2 separate regions of the Homo sapiens genome follow, and region 2 is linked to region 1. A link is an interaction called in ENCODE POLR2A ChIA-PET data of the cell type or tissue named here. Cell type or tissue: OCI-LY7. All regions are shown on one strand. Each heading gives the region's core, and the rest is flanking DNA. Links, peaks and the distances in the headings are about the cores only. Region 1 overlaps PALM (paralemmin). Region 2 holds the start of LOC124904606 (a long non-coding RNA gene).

What was found. Peaks named below come from ENCODE experiments on the same cell type or tissue, not always from the same donor. Only the 100,000 strongest peaks of a DNase experiment are listed, where the experiment ranks them.
Region 2: POLR2A ChIA-PET joins it to region 1 with 6 read pairs; 1 of 35 experiments calls an interaction of 5 or more read pairs at or near these places.

The regions. Positions count from the first base shown.
Region 1 is chr19:724,107-734,395 of GRCh38, reverse strand. PALM (paralemmin) reads right to left here. Exons shown (of 9, transcript NM_002579.3): 2 at 8,207-8,258; 3 at 7,308-7,388; 4 at 6,702-6,832; 5 at 3,151-3,301; 6 at 202-223. Among named protein-coding and RNA genes, the nearest start is that of PALM, 20 kb to the right of the region's middle. RefSeq lists an enhancer at 42-91. In OCI-LY7, for the core only: CTCF peaks have their summits at 2,739 and 2,940; a DNase peak (open chromatin) is centred at 4,720; H3K27ac peaks cover 1,435 bases.
Region 2 is chr19:377,329-387,617 of GRCh38, reverse strand. It overlaps LOC124904606 (a long non-coding RNA gene), which reads right to left and starts at 5,068. Exons shown (of 3, transcript XR_007067071.1): 1 at 5,037-5,068; 2 at 2,889-5,000; 3 at 937-2,494. RefSeq lists enhancers at 3,076-3,195, 2,757-3,283, 3,276-3,475, 3,284-3,810, 4,556-4,625 and 3 more. In OCI-LY7, for the core only: CTCF peaks have their summits at 3,308 and 3,516; DNase peaks (open chromatin) are centred at 2,547, 4,869 and 5,458; H3K4me3 peaks cover 1,885 bases; H3K27ac peaks cover 3,260 bases.

The sequences.
Region 1 (10,289 bases), core at 1,091-9,090:
TAGACACTGAGTTTCGCCATGTTGGTCAGGCTGGTCTCGAACTCCTGACCTCAGGAGATCTACCCGCCTCGGCCTCCCAAAGTGCTGGGATCACAGGCGTGAGGCACCGAGCAACTTTGTAGCTTCACTCCCCGCCCTGCCATCCCCTCTCTGGCCACCAGAGTGCGCCGAGGCCCCACGAGTTCCTTCCAGAGGTCCTACCTTTGGGCGTGCCCACCGGCGTCTGCAAGAAAGAAGAGAGAAGGGTCAGGGGCGTCAGCATCCCCGGGAAGAGGAAGGGGAGCCATGGGGTCAGGAGCCTGGGGAGGGCATGGCACAGTGGGTGACGTCATACGCACCCGCTTCTCATCCTATCCTCTTGGGACTCTGGCCAGAAACACAGAGGTCATCTTTCTTTTTTCTTTTTATTGAGATGGAGTTTCGCTCTTGTCGCCCAGGCCGGAGTGCAATGGGGCAATCTTGGCTCACTGCAACTTCCGCCTCCTGGGTTCAAGCGATTCTCGTGCCTCAGCCTCCCCAGTAGCTGGGGTTACAGGCCTGCGTCATCGCACCTGGCTAATTTTGTATTTTTAGTAGAGACGGGGTTTCTCCATGTTGGCCAGGCTGGTTTCGATCCCCTGACCTCAGGTGATCCACCCACCTCGGCCTCCCAAAGTGCCGGGATTACAGGCTGAGCCACCACGTCCGCTCCATCTCATTTCTTCCCTCCCTCCCCACATACCCCCGCATCAGCGGCTCCCGCAGGCCACCCTGAATCCAGCCGGCTCCTCCGTGCCCCCTCCAGTCTCGTCCACTCCTGCTCTCAAGCGATCCTCCTCCCTTGGCCTCCTGGGAGCCACTGTGCGAGGCTCAGGGTCTAGTGTCGCCTGTCTGAACCCGTTCTGCCCTGCATGGTCAGACCCTGCACACAGGCCCCTCTCCCTGAACTGTGCCCTGGCATCCCTGGTCTTCTTGCTGTTTCTGGGACACACTCCTGTCTCAGGGCTGTGGTGTCTGATGCTCCCTCAGTGCACTCTTCCCTCATCACGTCACTGGGTGTGCCCGTCAGGAAGGCAGGGGCCGTGCATGTGTATTGCTGAGTCTCCCATGACAGCACTAGTCCATGCTCAAACAACCTTCAGGGAAAAGCACCTGGAGAACTCCTATTCAACCTTCAAAACCCACTTCCTTGGCTGGGCACGGTGGCTCATGCCTCTAATCCCAGCACTTTGGGAGGCCGAGGCGGGCGGATCACCTGAGGTCAGGAGTTCGAGACCAGCCTGACCAACATGGCCAAACCCTGTCTCTACTAAAAATACAAAATTAGCTGGGCGTGGTGGCGGGCGCCTGCAATCCCAGATACTTAGGAGGCTAAGGCAGGAGAATCACTTGAACCCAGGAGGTAGAGGTTGCTGAAATCGTGCCATTGCACTCCAGCCTGGGTAACAAGAGTGAAACTCTGTCTCAAAAAAAAAAACACAAAAAAACCACCCCACGTCCTCCAGGTCGCCTGCCCAGCCCTCCCACGAAACCCACATCCTCCAGGTCGCCTGCCCAGCCCTCCCACGAATGAGGCACTTCCTTGGGGATTCCACAGCGCCCTGGGCTTCCCACCTCTTCGGCCTGACCACCCTCCCTGGGTGGTCCCCAATACACGCCATCTTCCCACCTGACGTGAGCTCAGTGAGGTCCAGGACTGTGCCCAGAACCAGGTTTTTTTTTTTAGAAAGAATCTTGCTCTGTCTCCCAGGCTGGAGTGTAGTGGCGTGATCTCAGCTCACTGCAACCTCTGCCCCCTGGGTACAAGTGATTCTCAGCCTCAGCCTCCCGAGCAGCTGAGATTACAGGTGCCGGCCACGACATCTGGTTAATTTTTGTATTTTTAGTAGATATGGGGTTTTATCATGTTGGTCAGGCTGGTCTTGAACTCCTGACCTCAAATGATGTGCCTGCCTCGGCCTCCCAAAGTGCTGCGATTACAGGCGTGAGCCACTAAGCCCGGCCAAGGGTCTGGTTTTAACATCGTCTGGCTTAGATGGCAGATGCCAGAATTAACAGCCGACTCCACTAAGGACCACTCAGCTGTGTGGCCTTGAGCCAGCCTCTCTGCCTCTGTGGGCTGCGATTTTTACTTCCATCACACGGGGATACTGTTCCCACAGGAAGGGCTTTCAGGAGCCTTGGCCACATGAAACAGATGCAGGTGATCGATAGAAACCATGAAAACCCCAGCCTGGACAGCAGAGACCCCGTTTCTACCAAAAATACAGAAATTAGCCGGGCGTGGTGGTGCGTGCCTGTGGTCCCAGCTACTCGGGAGGCGGAGGCAGGAGGATCGCTGGAGCTGGGGAAGTCGAGGCTGCAGTGAGCTGTGATTGTGCCACTGCACTCTGGCTGGCCTGGGTGACAGAGTGAGACCCTGTGTCAAAAACAAACACAGAAACAAAATAACCAGGCCAAGTAAGGTGACTCATGCGTGTAATCCCAGCAATTTGGGAGGCCGAGGTTGGGTGGATCACCTGAGGTCAGGAGTTTGGGACCAGCCTGGCCAACATGGGGAAACCTCATCTCTACTAAAAATACAAAAAAATTAGCCGGGTATGGTGGCAGGCGCCTGTAGTCCCAGCTACTTGGGAGGCTGAGGCAGGAGAATTGCTTGAACCTGGGAGGTGGAGGTTGCAGACTGTACCACTACACTCCAGCCTGGGCAACAGAACGAGTCTCAAAAAACAACAAAAGCAAAAAAACACTATGACCACACCCACCAGCACCGGGTCTCCTGCTGCTCCCTGAGCCCTTCTGACGCCCCCAGGCGGGTCTCCTGCTTCCCTGAGCCCTTCTGATGCCCCCAGGTGGGTCTCCTGCTTCCCTGAGCCCTTCTGATGCCCCCAGGTGGGTCTCCTGCTTCCCTGAGTCCTTCTGATGCCCCCAGCGGTGGCTGCTCTGATTACTCCCCCATCTTACAGATGGGGAAACCGAGGCCCAGCAAGGCGAAACCACGTGTCCCGGCTCACACAGCTGGGAAGTGGCTCCGGTGAGCTGGAAATCAAGTGCCTGGCTCTAGTCTGTGCCTGTCCCCTCAGCTACGCTGACATGGAAGGGCTGGGGCCTCGCTCTGGGGCCAGCGGGAGTGGGTGCCTGGGGATCCGCTCCCCCCAGTCACCCCCTTACCTGCTGTGAATTCATCACCACCTCTGTCTTGCGCTCCTCCTTGGCTGGACTCGGGGCTGGGGCCCGGACTGGGCTCGGGGCCGCCGCGTTCTCCTTGGCAGTGGCTGGGGCGGAGTCTCCACGCTCCAGCACCTCAATTTCCTTCTCCAACCTGGGGAGAGGGTGTGCCTGTGAGGGTGACTCCTGCATCCCCGGTGGGGCTCTGGGCACCTTCTGTACGACAGCTCCCCAGTGTCTTTTTTTTGAGACAGATTCTCGCTCTTGTTGCCCAGGCTGGAGTGCAATGGCGTGATCTTGGCTCGCTGCAACCTCCACCTCCCGGGTTCAAGTGATCCTCCTGCCTCAGGGTCTCGAGTAGCTGGGATTACAGGCGTGCACCACCACACCCAGCTAATTTTTTGTATTTTTAGCAGAGACAGGGTTTCACCATGTTGGCCAGGCTGGTCTTGAACTCCCGACCTCAGGTGATCTGCCCGCCTCATCCTCCCAAAGTGCTGGGATTCCAGGCGTGACCCACCGCACTCGGCCTAGCTCTCTGAATTTAAGGCTCCCAGGCAGCCCCAAGAGGCATCGTGCTCTTTCATGATGGGGGAAACTGAGGCACGGAGTGCAAAAGCCACATGGCCAGCAGGTAGCAGAGGCGGGATCCAAACCAGGGCTGACTCCCTGTGTCCCCTGACCCCTGGCCTGCGCTGTTTATGTCACTGTCTGTATCAAATGAACTCTCCTTTCCCGCTCAAATTTGCACATTTTAACAGGAAACTTTATCTCACCAGGGAAACTGGAAAAACCATGTCACTTTCCAAGTATTAGAAGAGATAACGGGACAAGCAGATCCAGGAAAACAAAACCGGGATATGAAATCCCAGCCCCGGGGTCTGGCAAGGGCGGGCGACATTCACGGCAGCTCAGCCTCAGCCTGAGGACAGGACAGACGAGGGCTGAGTGCGTAAGTCTAACAAGGTGGGCCCAGGCTGACAGGTTGGACACAGAGCCAGACTTGTGTCCCCTCCAACCAGAAGAGGGGTCCAGCCCACAGCCGCCTGGAGGGCTTCCTGCAGGAGGTGTCTGGGAGCCCACAGTCAGCCTGGAGGGCTTCCTGCAGGAGGTGCCTGGGCAGAGCCCCTGAGCAGGCAGAAGGTGGGTAGTGGAGACCCAGAGCAGCTCAGTTTCAGCACCTGAGAAGCAGGCTGCCCTGGGGAGGGGTGAAGCTGAAGCCTCTGAAAGCAAACTAGGCCTCAAGCCAGGTCTTCACCCTCCATCGAGGGGCCTGAGCCTGTGCCCACTAGGGCCGCGTGAAAAGAACACCAGTGTGCCCAGCCCCCACGGCCAGTAACTCCCACTGCCTTCGCCCAGGTGTCTGACCATCCACCTCTCTGCAGACAGGGCCAGGCCCGTCTCAGCCCCACCTCGGTCTGAACATCCCGTCCAGCCCAGGGACACAGCTGGTGCTTAATGTTTGCTGGAATTAAGATGCACAGTGGGGCCAGGCGCAGTGGCTCACACCTGTAATCCCAGCACTTTGGAAGGCAGAGGCGGGCGGATCAGCTGAGGTTGGGAGTTCGAGACCAGCCTAACCAACATGGTGAAACCCCGTCTCTACTAAAAATGCAAAATTAGCCAGGCGTGGCGGGCACCTGTAATCCCAGCTACTCAGAAGGCTGAGGCAGGAGAATGGCGTGAACCCGGGAGGCGGAGCTTGCAGTGAGCTGAGATCGCGCCACCGCACTCCAGCCTGGGCGACAGAGCGAGACTCCTTCTCAAAAAAAAAAAAAAAAAAAAAAAAAGACGCACCGTGGGATTTTTGCCTCCCTGGTTCACAGGTGAGGAAACTGAGGCCCAGGGAGTGGGTAACACTCGGCTCATTCCAAGGCCCCAAACCCACCAGAACTGCCCCACCCTGTCCATACCTTCCTTTTTTAGACAGATTCTCGCTCTGTCCCCCAGGCTGGAGTGCAGTGGCTTGATCTCGGCTCACTGAAACCTCCGCCTCCTGGGTTCAAGCAATTCTCCTGCCTCAGCCTCCCCAGTAGCTGGGATTACAGGCGCCCGCCACTAATCCACCTAATTTTTGCATTTTTAGTAGAGACTGGGTTTCGCCATCTTGGCCAGGCTGGTCTCAAATCTCTGACCTCAGGTGATCCTCCTGCCTCGGCCTCCCAAAGTGCTGGCATTACAGGTGTGAGCCCCACCCACGCCCAGCATGTCCATGCCTTTATTTTTATTTATTTATTTATTTTTTGAGACCCAGTCTCACTCTGTTGCCCAGGCCAGAGTGCAGCGGTGAGATCTTGGCTCACTGCAAGCTCCGCCTCCCGGGTTCACGCCATTCTCCTGCCTCAGTCTCATGAGTAGCTGGGACTACAGGTGCCCGCCACCACGCCTGGCTAATTTTTTTGTATTTTTAGTAGAGACGGGGTTTCACTGTGTTAGCCAGGATGGTCTCGATCTCCTGACCTCGTGATTCACCCACCTCGGTCTCCCAAAGTGCCAGGATTACAGGCTTGAGCCACCGCGCCTGGCCTTCTTCTGCCTCAGCCTCCGGAGTAGCTGGGATTACAGGCTGGGCACCACCACACCAGGCTAATTTTTGTATTTTTAGTAAAGATGGGGTTTCACGATGTTGGTCAGGTTGGTCTCGAACCTCTGATCTCAAGTGATCCTCCTGCCTCGGCTTCCCAAAGTGCTGGGATCAGGGGTGTGAACCACCGCACCCGGCCTGTCCATGCCTTTACACGCCCTGCCCAGGAGGGAAGTCCATCCCGAACACCCCCAACGTGCTTTCTTCAAAGCAAATGGGCAGAACTGGGCAGGGAGGGGCCCCCACGGGGTCAGAACCCAGCGTCTGGGAAGGGCCTGCGAGGTCCGTGTGATCCGGCCGGCCTCCCGCCTCTGGGCACCTTCCCTGGCCAGGGCAGACGTTTGGAATCTTGGTCGTCACTTCCCTCCACCCTGACCCTGCTGCCCCCGAGCACAGCCTGGGCCTCCCGCCCGCCGGAAACTCCAGGCCTTTGGTCCCAGCCCCCACAGGGATTGCCACTTTCCCCATCCTGTCCCCTTCCTGCCCCCGCCCGAGCTTCCTGCGGGCCCAGCTGCTCTGCATCCATCCCGTTCGAACCATGGGAGCGCTTGCCCGCCAGCTGGGCTGGCGCCAGGAAGCCCCCAGGGAGGCCAATGCCGGCAACACCCAGCTCCAGGGACCCACGAGCTCGACGTCACGTCCCCCGCTGGCCAGCTCCAGGGACCCAGGAGCTCGACGCCACGTCCCTCGCTGGCTCAAACGAGGGCGGTGGGAAGGGAAAGGGGTATCTCCCTGCCTGAGGCCACGCAGCCAGCCTCTGCCCCCAGCAAGCTGCCCCAGACCCAGGTGGATGCCCCAACCTGATCTGTCCCGTCCTGCGTCCCCCTCAAAGCATGTTGGGTCCTGGCCTGCCCGGTCCACGCATCTCCCTCAAAGCACACTGACGACTCTTCCCAGCCCACACCCTCCCGGGAGCCAGCGGCCCCCGAGGCCCCACCCAGCCCGGTGGCACCCACGCTGCAGCCCCCACCTGGACACCGAGTCCTCCAGCAGCCGTGTCTTCTGCTCGTCGTCCTGCATCTGCCTCCTCAGGTCCTCATCCCCCTCTGAGGCCGAGGACGGCGTCCCCTCCAGCAGCCAGCGCTCCCGCAGTGCCTTGGACTGAGCAGCAGGGATCCAGGTCAGAGTCGTGGGCAGGACCAGGGCCAGGGTTAAGACTTAAGACTGAGGTCAGGGTCAGGATCAGGGTCGGGGTTGAGGCAGGACCAAGGTTGGGGTCAGGGTTATGGTTGGGATCAGTGCTGAGGTCAGAATCACAATCGAGGTTGGGGGTCAGGGTCTGGGTCAGAGTCAAGGTCAGGGTCAGGATTGAGGTTGGGGTCAGGTCAGGGTCAGAGTCAGGACTGAGATCAGGGTCAGGGTCGGGGTCAGGGTCAGGTTGGGGTCAGGGTCGGGGTCAGGTTGGGGTCAGGGTCGGGGTCGGGGTCGGGGTCAGGGTCGGGGTCAGGGTCAGGGCTGGAGGCAGGGTCAGGGTCAGGTTGGGATTGGGGTCAGGGTCAGGGTTGGGCAGGAGTCCGGGGCCTCCGCCTCACAGCCGCCTGCACTCCCTGACCCTGGGTCCCTGCCCCGCTCGTACCTTCAGGTGCTGCAGCTGCCTCCGCTCGTCCTCCAGCTGCCGGCGCTTGTTCTCGATCTCCGCCTGCCGCTTCCGCTTCTCCTGTGGGGAGGGCCGGGTGGGGTCAGGGATGGGCGTGGGGGTCCCGGAGACCCCCCCACCCCCACACAAGGCTCTGCCCAGCCCGATCCTGCTTCCTCTGTCCGGGGATCCTCGTGGCCCACTGGCTTCCAGGTGACAGCGGATCGCACCACTGTACTCCAGCCCGGGACAGCAGCGCAAGACCCTGTCTCGAAAATCAATGACTGGCCGGGCACGGTGGCTCACGCCTGTAATCCCAGCACTTTGGGAGGCCAAGGCGGGAGGATCACTTGAGTTCAGGAGTTCAAGACCAGCCTGGCCAACATGGTGAAACCCCATCTCTACTAAAAATACAACAATTAGCCCAGCGTCGTGGCGGTCACTCATAATCCCAGCTACTCGAGAGGCTGAGGCAGGAGAGTCACTTGAACCCAGGAATCGGGCCACGTCACAGGAGGGTCGGGTCACAGAGAGGGGTCTGCGGACACCAAGAGGGCCTTCTTGGGCCAGAGGCCACCAAGATGGCACCAAAGCACATCTGTGCTCCCATCACCAAAGTTTATTTTCCTGCAGGACGAGGGCAGGGTTCCAGGGAATGCCAGCCTCAGTTTCCCCACCGACCCATCAGGCAGAGCGAGGCCGGGGGTCCAGGAGCTGCCGACTCAGGGGGTCTCCACTTCCATTCTCTGCGGGTCAGCAGGATCCAAGTTTCCCAAGCAAATAACTCACCACCCACCATGCCCTGGTTCCAGGTCCTAGGACAGGTCCAGGGCCCGAGACCCCAGGTCCCCCCACTTCCCCACCCTGACCACACCGTCTGCGGGGCGGCGGAAACTCACTGCGATGGCCTGCAGCCGCTCCTGCTGGGACGTGGTCTCTGCCGCCAGGACCCTGCGGGAGGGAGATAAGGTCAAGCTCTGGTTCACTGAGCCCTGCTGTCCGTCAGACGCGGTTCAAATCCCAGCTCTGCCTCTTCCCCTAGGGGTAACCAGGGCAAGGGATTTCATCTCTGAACCCCAGTTTCCCCTTCTGTAAAGTGGGGCCCTCCCTGCCCCCTCAGCGGCCAAGGAAGCCAGGACAGGAGGGGACGAGGCTCTGCCTAGCGACCAGGAAGGGTTTGGGGAGAAGGGGACATTGAGGCAGGGCCACCAAGGATACATAGGAGTTCACCAGGCATCAAAGGCCAGAGAAGGGTGTTTCGGGAAGAAGGAAGTGTATCACCTCCTGGCCCAGACCATAAGACAGATCAGGACAGTCCTCTCTGCACCCTCCTGCCCACCAAGACCTACTCTGCAGCCCCAGGAGGGGCAAACAGAGGATGAAAGACCCACCAGCCCCACCTCCCAAGCCTGGGCTTGCAAAAGCCCAGACAGGGAGACGAGCCTCCCAAGGACGCACAGCAAAGGATCCAAGTCCGGATTCAACCCCAGACTCGCTCTTATCCAATCATTGTGGTTTTGTTTGTTTTTTCAGATGGAGTCTTGCTGTCTCCCAGGCTGGAGTGCAGTGGCAGGATCTCAGCTCACTGCAGCCTCCGCCTCCTGGGTTCAAGCGATTCTCCTGCCTCAGCTTCCTGAGTAGCTGGGATGACAGGTGCCTGCCACCACGCCCGGCTAATTTTTGTATCTTTTAGTAGAGACAGGGGTTTCACCATGTTGGCCAGGCTGGTCTCGAACTCCTGACCTCAGGTGATCCGCCCGCCTTGGCCTCCCAAAGTGCTGGGATTACAGGCGTGAGCCACCGCGCCCGGCCCAATCATTGTCTTTTGAAAACAGCCCACCCAGTGCAGCTGTAGCCTCACCTCCCAGGGCTGGTATGTGGTAGGCGCTTAACAAATATCAGGGGGCAGCTGAGGCAGGCGGATCACTTGAGGTCAGGAGTTCGAGACCAGCCTGGCCAACATGGCAAAACCTTGTCTCCACCAAGAAATACAAAAATTAGCTGGGCGTGGAGGCTGAGGCACGAGAATTGCTCCCAACTACTCAGAAGGCTGAGGTGGGAGAATCACTTGAACCCGGGAGGTCGAGGCTGCAGTGAGCCGAGATCGCGCCACTGCCCTCCAGCGTGGGCAACAGAGTGAGACCCTGTCGCAAAACAAAACAAAAGCAAAACCACAGCTGCTCACGCCTGTAATTTTAGCACTTTGGGAGGCCGAGGTGGGAGGATTACTCCAGCCCAGGAGTTCGAGACCAGCCTAGGCAATCTAGTAAGACCCCATCTCTACCAAAAATAAAAATAAAAAATATTATCAAGGTGTGGTGGTGTGCGCCTGTAGTCCCAGCTACTCGGGAGGCTAAGGTGGGAGGACTGCTTGAGCCTGGGAGGTCCAGGGGGCAGTGAGCCATGACCCCACCACCCTACTCCAGCCTGGGCAGCAGCATGAGGCTCTGTCTCAAAAATGAATGAATGGCCGGGCGCAGTGGCTCACGCTTGTAATCCCAGCACTTTGGGAGGCTGAGGTGGGAGGATCACCTGAGGTCAGGAGTTCTAGACCAGCCTGCCCAACATGGTGAAACCCCCGTCTCTACTAAAAATACAAAAATTAGCCAGGCGTGGTGGTCGGCACCTGTAATCCCAGCTACTTGGAGGCCGAGACAGGAGAATGGCTTGAACCCAGGAGGCAGAGGTTGCATGAGCCGAGATCGCGCCACTGCACTCCAGCCTGGGCAACAGAGCAAGACTCCACCTCAAACAAACAAACAAACAATAAATGAATGAATGAATACCACTGTTGCCGGATACGCCTGAAGGGACCGGGCTTCAGGCTTCAAAGATACAGGGCCCTTTGTGGTGTGGGAAGGAGGTCCAGAAACCGAAGCCCTCGCCACCCCCACCAGGCACCCACCACACGCTCACTCGCCCAGGAAAGAACCGAGGAATTCTGTGGTTCTCTGACCTCCCCACAGCAACCTCGCCCTGCAG
Region 2 (10,289 bases), core at 1,487-9,486, 350 kb after region 1:
CCATACCTGTGGGTGTTTCTCGTTAGGTGGAACAAGAGACTTGGAAAAGAAAAAGACACAGAGACAAAGTATAGAGAAAGAAATAAGGGGACCCGGGGAACCAGCGTTCAGCATATGGAGGATCCCGCCAGCCTCTGAGTTCCCTTAGTATTTATTGATCATTCGTGCGTGTTTCTTGAAGAGGGGGATGTGTCAGGGTCACAAGACAATAGTGGGGAGAGGGTCAGCAGACAAACACGTGAACAAAGGTCTTTGCATCATAGACAAGGTAAAGGATTAAGTGCTGTGCTTTTAGATATGCATCCACATAAACATCTCAATGCTTTACAAAGCAGTATTGCTGCCCGCAGGTCCCACCTCCAGCCCTAAGGCGGTTTTTCCCTATCTCAGTAGATGGAACGTACAATCGGGTTTTATACCGAGACATTCCATTGCCCAGGGAGGGGCAGGAGACAGATGCCTTCCTCTTGTCTCAACTGCAAGAGGCATTCCTTCCTTTTACTAATCCTCCTCAGCACAGACCCTTTACGGGTGTCGGGCTGGGGGACGGTCAGGTCTTTCCGTTCCCACGAGGCCATATTTCAGACTGTCACATGGGGAGAAACCTTGGACAATACCTGGCTTTCCTAGGCAGAGGACCCTGCGGCCTTCCGCAGTGTTTGTGTCCCTGGGTACTTGAGGTTAGGGAGTGGTGATGACTCTTAACGAGCATGCTGCCTTCAAGCATCTGTTTAACAAAGCACGTCTCGCACCGCCCTTAATCCATTCAACCCTGAGTGGACACAGCACATGTTTCAGAGAGCACGGGGTTGGGGGTGGGGTCACCGAATCTCAAGGCAGAAGAATTTTTCTTAGTACAGAACAAAATGGAGTCTCCCATGTCTACTTCTTTCTACACAGACACAGTAACAATCTGATCTCTCTTGCTTTTCCCCACATTTCCCCCTTTTCTTTTCGACAAAACCGCCATCGTCATCATGGCCCGTTCTCGATGGTCGCTGTCTCTTCGGAGCTGTTGGGTACACCTGCAGACTAACAACAGACAAAACAGGCACACAAGGATTAATATGAGATTTATAATCATAGAACTTCCGATGGTCGTAACCCAAGCGACAGGGTTAAGATTTGCGAGGCCATCAGCCACTCCTGCGATTGCCTCCATTCCTGGCACCAAATTTAAATGGGCTTTTGATGCTTCGAAAATTTGTTCTTTCAATTTGGAAATGTCTAAAGTGAGATTATCTTCTCTTCCCTGTAGATGGCGTCTAACTATGTCCTAGTGATGCTCAGACTCATTATAAATTTGGGGTGTAATACAAAAGTCTGACGTATTCCAGTCACACTGTAACTGGAAATAATGTTCTAAGCTCATGAGCCTGTCTCCCATCCAAATGACAGGTTGTCTAAGATCATTATTTGATTTGCCAATTTTTGATCAATACTAGATTGTGAATTCCATAATCTTGTAGAATTTTTTTGCCAATCATTAAAAGTTTACCGACTGAACAGAAGAGTGCAATGCAACTCCTGCTACAGCAGCCGTAGCTGTGACTGCAATTAATCCCATAATCACTGCAATTAAAGTAAAAATGAATCTTTTGGATCTATTTAAAACGCCTTTTAATACTTCAGTCAAAATACGGACGGATGGCAAGGCCTCCTGCGGTCAGTCCGTGGACACGGGGACCCACACGCCCTCTCTTGCCCTCCCCAGCAGAATACGGTGTTGCCAATTAAAAGTCAAATCAATGCAAGTAAACAATCTGCAGTTTTCACAGGTTATAGTTTGAGAGTCTGGTTTAATAACTATATTTCCTACAACTAGCATATAAGGGGGGGCTTTACGCAACTTTGTAAAGGAACCGTTGGACTGGAATTTAGGTGGATAGTATAAAATGGCTTACAATCTCTTGTTTCTAAAGTTTGATTTCCAGACCAAATTCTAATGTGGTGTGAGGCCACAGTAAGCCTCCATAATTCTGGATGTTCAGGACCAGAAACAGGACTTATTATTTTTGGTCTTGGGGTAGAGATTCCTTTTTCTCCCCATACCCAAGGGTAGAAAGACTGTAATTTTTTATGCTTATGTTTGTCTAGAGTTTCTGTTAAGTCGCTATCAACAGCTGGACTCACTTGTGCACTTGGACACGACCGAGTTTGTCCTGAGCAACTGTGGTAGAATTGACTCGAGGTGCCCAATCTATAATAGTTCCGAATTCATTGTTTTGTAATATCACCGCACTATTGGCCACACATTCTTTCCAAACTAAAACTTCTGTATTTTTTGATCCTTTGGGAATTTCCTTGGGGCAAGGTTTCCCTATAGGTCTAAATTTTAATGATCTTTGATAAGAAAAGTCTTGTAAATAATTTACCCGTGGCCTGAGTGACATCCCGCTTACCATGTGATAAGTGAATCTACTGATGGGACTGACAGTAGGTACTTCCACCAACCAATTTTGGACTGTAGGCATTAAACATCCTGGTGCTTTCCCTAGGCAAATAGGAGGATAACGATAACTATGTTTGCCGACGTGACCTCAGTGACACAAAGAAACCTTCTGCCCCCACCTCCCTCCCAGTCACAGCTCACCAGGCGCCTTCTGCCCCCACCTCCCTCCCAGTCACAGCTCACCAGGCGCCTTCTGCCCCCACCTCCCTCCCGGTCACAGCTCACCAGGCGCCTTCTGCCCCCACCTCCCTCTCAGTCACAGCTCACCAGGCGCCTTCTGCCCCCACCTCCCTCCCACTTCATCAGTTCCAGGGAGCTTTCTTTCAAAATGATACTACTTTTCTTGAAAGTTCGCAATTATTTCAAAACAACAACACAAACAAAGCCAGAAAGGCATGCAAACAAACAGCAGTGAGAACAAAACAAGGTTACTAACCAGCTCCTATGCTCTGCCCCAGGCTTGGGCCTGCTCTCTCTCTGTAAAAACCATTGACAATGCTGGGGACAGTTGAACTTTCATTTGCACCAAGCTGCGACTTTCCCCTTGGGGTAGCCAGGACTGGCCCTGAAGGAAAAGGGAAGTAATTTCTCATCACAGTATTTGGTGTTCTGTAGTCTGGGCCTTGTGTTGCTGGCGGCACCTGGAGGGCACCGCTCCGAGCCCCTCCTCTGGGAAACAGGCTGTGAATTGTGGATGACACCGCGGGTCACTGTGCGAGGGAAGAGCACGGTTGTGCCTGTACCCAGGGGAAAGCCCGGCCCCACCCGTCACCCTCGTCCAGTGACATCTGTGGGATTTCTCCTCAGCCACGACCAAGGCTGTTCTGTTCCCACCCAACACTGCGAGAGCAGGCCCGGAGGGAGGTGGCAGCGAATGATCTAGGTTCTGCGGGAGCTGACGTGGGTTCGCGCCCGGTGCAATCCCGGGCCAATGCACTGCCTCTCTGAGCTCGTTTTCTCCTTGGTGAAACGAGGGTGGTAATGGGGAAAGCCGCCCTCGCAGGACAGGCTGTGGGGACGATTCGGTTCGGGAGCCCTCGGTCCAGGGTTAATCCTGGCGAGGGGAGACCAACTGCCCTTGACTGCGGCGGCAGCTGGTGGTCGCCTGTGGTATTGCTGCCTCCTCGCCGGGGGCCGCGGGCCGTCACTCACTCTCGAGGCTTCCTGGAATTCTCTTCTGCACTTTGGGAGGCCGAGGCGGGCGGATCACTTGAGGACGGGAGTTCGAGACCAGCCTGACCAACACGGAGAAACCCCAACTCTACTAAAAATACAATTAGCCAGGCGTGGTGGCGCGCGCCTGTAATCCCAGCTACTCCGGAGGCTGAAGTAGGAGAAATGCTTGAACCCAAGAGGCGGAGGTTGCGGCGAGCCGAGGTCGCACCACTGCACTCCAGCCTGGGCAACACGAGCGAAACTCCATCTCAAAAGAAAGAAAGAAAGAAAGAAGTTCTGTTCTGAATGCTGCTGGAAGTCCAGGCATGAACAAGATAAATCACAGTCTCCACCCTATTGGAGCACATATGCTAATGAGATAAAAAGACAATAAATATGTAAAAAGTCAACACAAAGCAAGATCATGATACATGCAACTAAGCAAACAAACTCCCCATAGATTTAGGTAGAAAAATGAGGGGGCCCTACTTTAGACGAGGTGATTGGGGAAGGCTTTTTGGAGGAGGTGATATTTAAGGAGAATCTGGAAGGAGTCATGCCCCTGAATTGGGAGGGGGTTACTGAGCCCCGAACTGAGCTGGCGTGTGCAGCAGAAAGGCCCGCGTGGCTATGAGAGCAGGCCTGAGAGAGGGACAGGGGAGGGGACTAGCCTGGCGGGCCTGGGGAGGGAGCCAGGCAGCAGGGGGTCTCCATCCTGAAGTAGAAGTGCTGGGGGCCCACACCCCCGACTTGGGTGGCTCTGACCACTGGGAACAGGAGAAGGGTGTGCTTCCGTTGTGCGTTGCTGCATGACACGCAGCCCGGCCAGCAGTTGACGGCGGGCATTCGTCACTCTTCGTGATTCTGCGTTCTGCGCTAGGACATGACCTCACTAGGCAACAGGAACTTTCCAGCTCCGTCACAATCTTACACAGCTGTTGTGGACCGAAACGAGGTATGCTGCTGAAGCTGTAATAGGTGCTCAGCAGAATCAGCCATGCCTTCCCTCTGTAGGCTTAATCTGGAGTTGTTTCAAAACGAATCTGCCATTTTAGAGACTGGCGAGAGTGAATTTGAATGCGACTTCTTCCCCTTTCTCCTCTCTCTCCTCCCTCCGTTTTCTTTTGCAAGGACCTTAGGGGCATAAAATTAGGTGAACCATAATTATTTCCATCCACCCATTCATTTACCCATTCACGATTCAACCATGAGCTCATTACCCAACTGGAGAATAGGAATGTGATCAACCACTTCCTGCCACAGCCCCAGCAACAGCAACACCTAATACATCTGCTTATGAATCACCACGGTTCTGCTCCACCTCCTACATCAGCTCATCACCACGGTTCTGCCCCACCTCCTACATCTGCTCATCACCACGGTTCTGCTCCACCTCCTACATCTGCTCATCACCACGGTTCTGCTCCACCTCCTACATCTGCTCATCAATCACCACGGTTCTGCTCCACCTCCTACATCTGCTCATCACCACGATTCTGCTCCACCTCCTACATCTGCTCATCACCACGGTTCTGCTCCACCTCCTACATCTGCTCATCACCACGGTTCTGCTCCACCTCCTACATCTGCTCATCACCACGGTTCTGCTCCACCTCCTACATCTGCTCATCAATCACCACGGTTCTGCTCCACCTCCTACATCTGCTCATCACCACGATTCTGCTCCACCTCCTACATCTGCTCATCACCACGGTTCTGCTCCACCTCCTACATCTGCTCATCACCACGGTTCTGCTCCACCCCCTACATCTGCTCATCACCACGGTTCTGCCCCACCCCCTACATCTGCTCATCACCACGGTTCTGCTCCACCTCCTACATCTGCTCATCAATCACCACAGTTCTGCCCCACGTCCTACATCTGCTCATCACCACGGTTCTGCCCCACCACCTACATCTGCTCATCAATCACCACGGTTCTGCTCCACCTCCTACATCAGCTCATCACCACGGTTCTGCCCCACCTCCTACATCTGCTCATCACCACGGTTCTGCTCCACCTCCTACATCTGCTCATCACCACGGTTCTGCCCCACCTCCTACATCTGCTCATCACCACGGTTCTGCTCCACCTCCTACATCTGCTTATCAATCACCACGATTCTGCTCCACCTCCTACATCTGCTCATCACCACGGTTCTGCTCCACCTCTTACATCTGCTTATCAATCACCACGATTCTGCTCCACCTCCTACATCTGCTCATCACCACGGTTCTGCCCCACCCCCTACATCTGCTCATCACCACGGTTCTGCTCCACCTCCTACATCTGCTTATCAATCACCACGGTTCTGCTCCACCTCCTACATCTGCTCATCAATCACCACGGTTCTGCTCCACCTCCTACATCTGCTCATCAATCACCACGGTTCTGCTCCACCTCCTACATCTGCTCATCACCACGGTTCTGCTCCACATCCTACATCAGCTCATCACCACGGTTCTGCCCCACCTCCTACATCTGCTCATCACCACGGTTCTGCTCCACCTCCTACATCTGCTCATCACCACGGTTCTGCTCCACCTCCTACATCTGCTCATCAATCACCATGGTTCTGCTCCACCTCCTACATCTGCTCATCAATCACCACGGTTCTGCTCCACCTCCTACATCTGCTCATCAATCACCACGGTTCTGCTCCACCTCCTACATCTGCTCATCACCACGGTTCTGCCCCACCTCCTACATCTGCTCATCAATCACCACGGTTCTGCTCCACCTCCTACATCTGCTCATCAATCACCACGGTTCTGCTCCACCTCCTACATCTGCTCATCAATCACCACGGTTCTGCTCCACCTCCTACATCTGCTCATCACCACGGTTCTGCTCCACCTCCTACATCTGCTTATCAATCACCACGGTTCTGCTCCACCTCCTACATCTGCTCATCACCACGGTTCTGCTCCACCTCCTACATCTGCTTATCAATCACCACGATTCTGCTCCACCTCCTACATCTGCTCATCACCACGGTTCTGCTCCACCTCCTACATCTGCTTATCAATCACCACGATTCTGCTCCACCTCCTACATCTGCTCATCACCACGGTTCTGCCCCACCCCCTACATCTGCTCATCACCACGGTTCTGCTCCACCTCCTACATCTGCTTATCAATCACCACGGTTCTGCTCCACCTCCTACATCTGCTCATCAATCACCACGGTTCTGCCCCACGTCCTACATCTGCTCATCACCAGGGTTCTGCTCTTTTTTTTTTTTTTTGAGAGGAGTCTCACTCTGTAACCCAGGCCGCAGTGCAGTGGCAGGATCTTGGCTCACTGCAAACTCCGCCTCCTGGGTTCAAGTCATTCTCCTGCCTCAGCCTCCTAAGTAGCTGAGATTACAGACGCCCGCCACCACGCCCAGCTAAGTTTTTGTATTTTTAGTAGAGACGGGGTTCACCATGCTGGCCAGGATGGTCTCTATCTCTTGGCGTTGTGATCCGCCTGCCTTGGCCTCCCAAAGTGCTGGGATTACAGGCGTGAGTCACCGCACCCAGCCAGCACTCATCTATTTTCTTATTCATTTATAGGAGCTATTTATTCATGGTGGGTACTAATCAATTATAGATGTGACAGATGCTGCATTCCCATTCGTGGCTTCTGTTTCCACTTTTTTGAGGAGTCCTGAACATGAGGCTTCAGTTTAATATGGCCGACTTATTGGTCGTGTATGATTAGCACTCTACATGTCTTGTTAAAAAAATTACTCCCTACATGGAGCGCAAAAGCATGGTCACATTCATTTTTTTCTGTAAGTTTTGAAGTTGTGTTTCAGCTTTCACGTATCCACTGAGGGCTGTTGTGTGTGGTATGAGGTAGGTGTCACAGAAGGAATAGTGATCCCCAACGGTGTCCACATCCTCGTCCCTGGAACCTGGTGTGAAACTGGTGATATGGATGGGAGTTACCCAACGCAACAGTCGAGAGACCAGGTAAAAAGCATTCAGATGCACGCGCCTGCCCAGGACGGCGTCACAGGCCAGCGCCCGAAACCGCCTGCCGTGACCCTAAAGCCAATTTGACCTGGGAGCTGTGGAGGTGACCTCAGCTAAATGAAGACGCCTTCTGCCGCCACCTCCCTCCCAGTCACAGCTCACCAGGTCCCTTCTGCCCCCACCTCCCTCCCAGTCACAGCTCACCAGCTCCCAAAGCTTCCAGTTCTTGCGAGCTTTCTTTCGAAATGATTCGCAACATTGTTCCTTCTAGTAAAAGCCCCAACCTGCTGCAGATATACCGAAGACCTCCCGGTCTGTGTACAGGCCCGAAATTGCAATTCTGTTTTTTTTGGTTTTTTTTTGTTTGTTTTTTGTTTTGAGACGGAGTCTCGCCCTGTCGCCCAGGCTGGGGTGCAGAGTGGCGTGATCTCGGCTCACTGCAACCTCCACCTCCCAGATTCACACCATTCTCCTGCCTCAGCCTCCCGAGTAGCTGGGACTACAGGCGCCCGCCACCACGCCCGGCTAATTTTTGTATTTTTAGTAGAGACGGGGTTTCACCGTGTTAGCCAGGATGGTCTCGATCTCCTGACGTCATGATCCGCTCGCCTCAGCCTCCCAAAGTGCTGGGATGACAGGCATGAGCCACCGCGCCAGGTCTCAATTCTGTTTTTATGTATTTTCCCAAACAAAATGTCTTACGTAAAAATGCCTCTCTATGTGCTCGTTTGAGTTTGACACTGGGAGCATGTTATTTTATGTGGCAAAATGGACTTCGCAGGTGGGACTGGGGTTGCAGACGTGGAGGGTCAGAGCACCTGGCTTATCCAGGCTGACCTTCAATCACCTGTTTCCGTAATAACCAAACGGGTTTCCCAGCCCTGCTCAGAGATGAGTGCCAGTGGAGCATCCATGTGAGGGGGCTTGACTGGCCGTTGCTGGCTTTGAAAATGGAGCGAGGGGCCAGGACTGAGAAGAGCGGTGGCCTCTGGGTGCTGGGGGGCCCCCAGCTGACACACACAGCAACGCTGGGAAGGGCCCCCGGCTGACACACACAGCAAGAACGCAGATCTCAGTCCTACGACCACAAGGCACTGAATTCTGTGGCCACCAAATGAGCAGGAGACGGGCCTTCCTCTGAAGGCTGCAGGAACCAGCCCTGCCCACACCGTGGCTTGAGTCCAGTGAGATCCATGTTGGGCTTCTGAGCCCAGGGCGGCCAGGTAATCGCTCAGTGTTGCTGGAGCCTCTGCTTGTGATATGTGTTAAGGCGGCCACAGCAGAGAGGAACACAGTAGGGACCTGGTTTATTTTCTGCCAGGCGGACGCCCCAGGTCCGGGCAGTCAGAACCCCACACATCCCACAGCCCGGTCCCCGTCCCCCTCTATTTTCTGCTCAAAGCAACATCACACAACATTCAGAAATCATGCACTTCCTTGGCTGTGAACGTCTTGCTTTTCCACAGGATGTTGGAGCAGACGTGGACCCTCCAACTCTCCCCCGAGTGCGGGCAGAGTTCTGCTGTCCCCGCGCGCTCCTGAGCTCCTCCGGCTCCTGCCGTAGAGACATCCAGCCCTGACTCCCCCGAGAAGGTGCCGGGTGCAGCTCCACCAGCCGCGTGGCCCTGGGAGCTTCCCCATGACCCTGGAGCGCTCATCTGCCTCTCCTCTCCACAACGGGCTGCCATGAGGGCTAAACGCGCTGCAGCCTGGGTGCTGCCTGGGTGCTGAGAGCCGGAGGCTGCCAGACCCCCAACCGCGCCTCCCTGGAGTAGGGTTAGGGAGCAGCCTCGGGGTGCGGCGCCCTGCTCTGAACGAGGTCTCCTGGAAACACTGCAGTGGCCACAGGCCCTCCAGCGGCAACAATGCCTAACTCATCTCTTTGTGAAAGGCACCCGCAGATCTTGATCCAGTTTAACTTAAGAGAGAAAAGTAAATCATTGAGTGCAAGGTAAGGGTTTACGAGACTTCCGGCCAAGAAAGGGGATTTTCCCATGGCCTCCTTGATGGGACCGGATCCTCCCCGGGGCCCTTCTGCCTGGAGTCCTCCGAGAGACCCCTTTCCTGACAGAGGTGGTGGTGAGGCTGCGTCTGGGAGCAGAGCATCAGGGAGATGGGATGGGAGCTGGAGAGGGCTTTGTGTGTGTCGATGAACTGGGTCTCTTGCGTGCCGAGTGGTCACCATGCCCGGAGGGCCGGCCCCACGCTGGTGGCAGGGGTGAGGGACAGAGCAGTCCTCGGGGTGGGCTAGCACTGGGTGGGGGTAGGGGTGGGGGTCCTAGGCCTGGGAGCCCAGAAAGGGGAGGGATGGTCAGGGACTCTCCCTGCGTGGGGGACCGACAGGCTTGAGTCTTCAATGATGAGTAGAAAACCACCAAGCACAGAAGGGTGAAAGGCTGGGTGGGGGCACACAGCACAGAGGGGGAGAGGCTGGGTGGGGCACAGAGGGGGAGAGGCTGGGTGGGGCACAGAGGGGGAGAGGCTGGGTGGGGCACAGAGGGGGAGAGGCTGGGTGGGGCACAGAGGGGGAGAGGCTGGGTGGGGGCACAGAGGGGGAGAGGCTGGGTGGGGGCACAGAGGGGGAGAGGCTGGGTGGGGCACAGAGGGGGAGAGGCTGGGTGGGGCACAGGGGGGAGAGGCTGGGTGGGGCACAGAGGGGGAGAGGCTGGGTGGGGCACAGAGGGGGAGAGGCTGGGTGGGGCACAGGGGGGAGAGGCT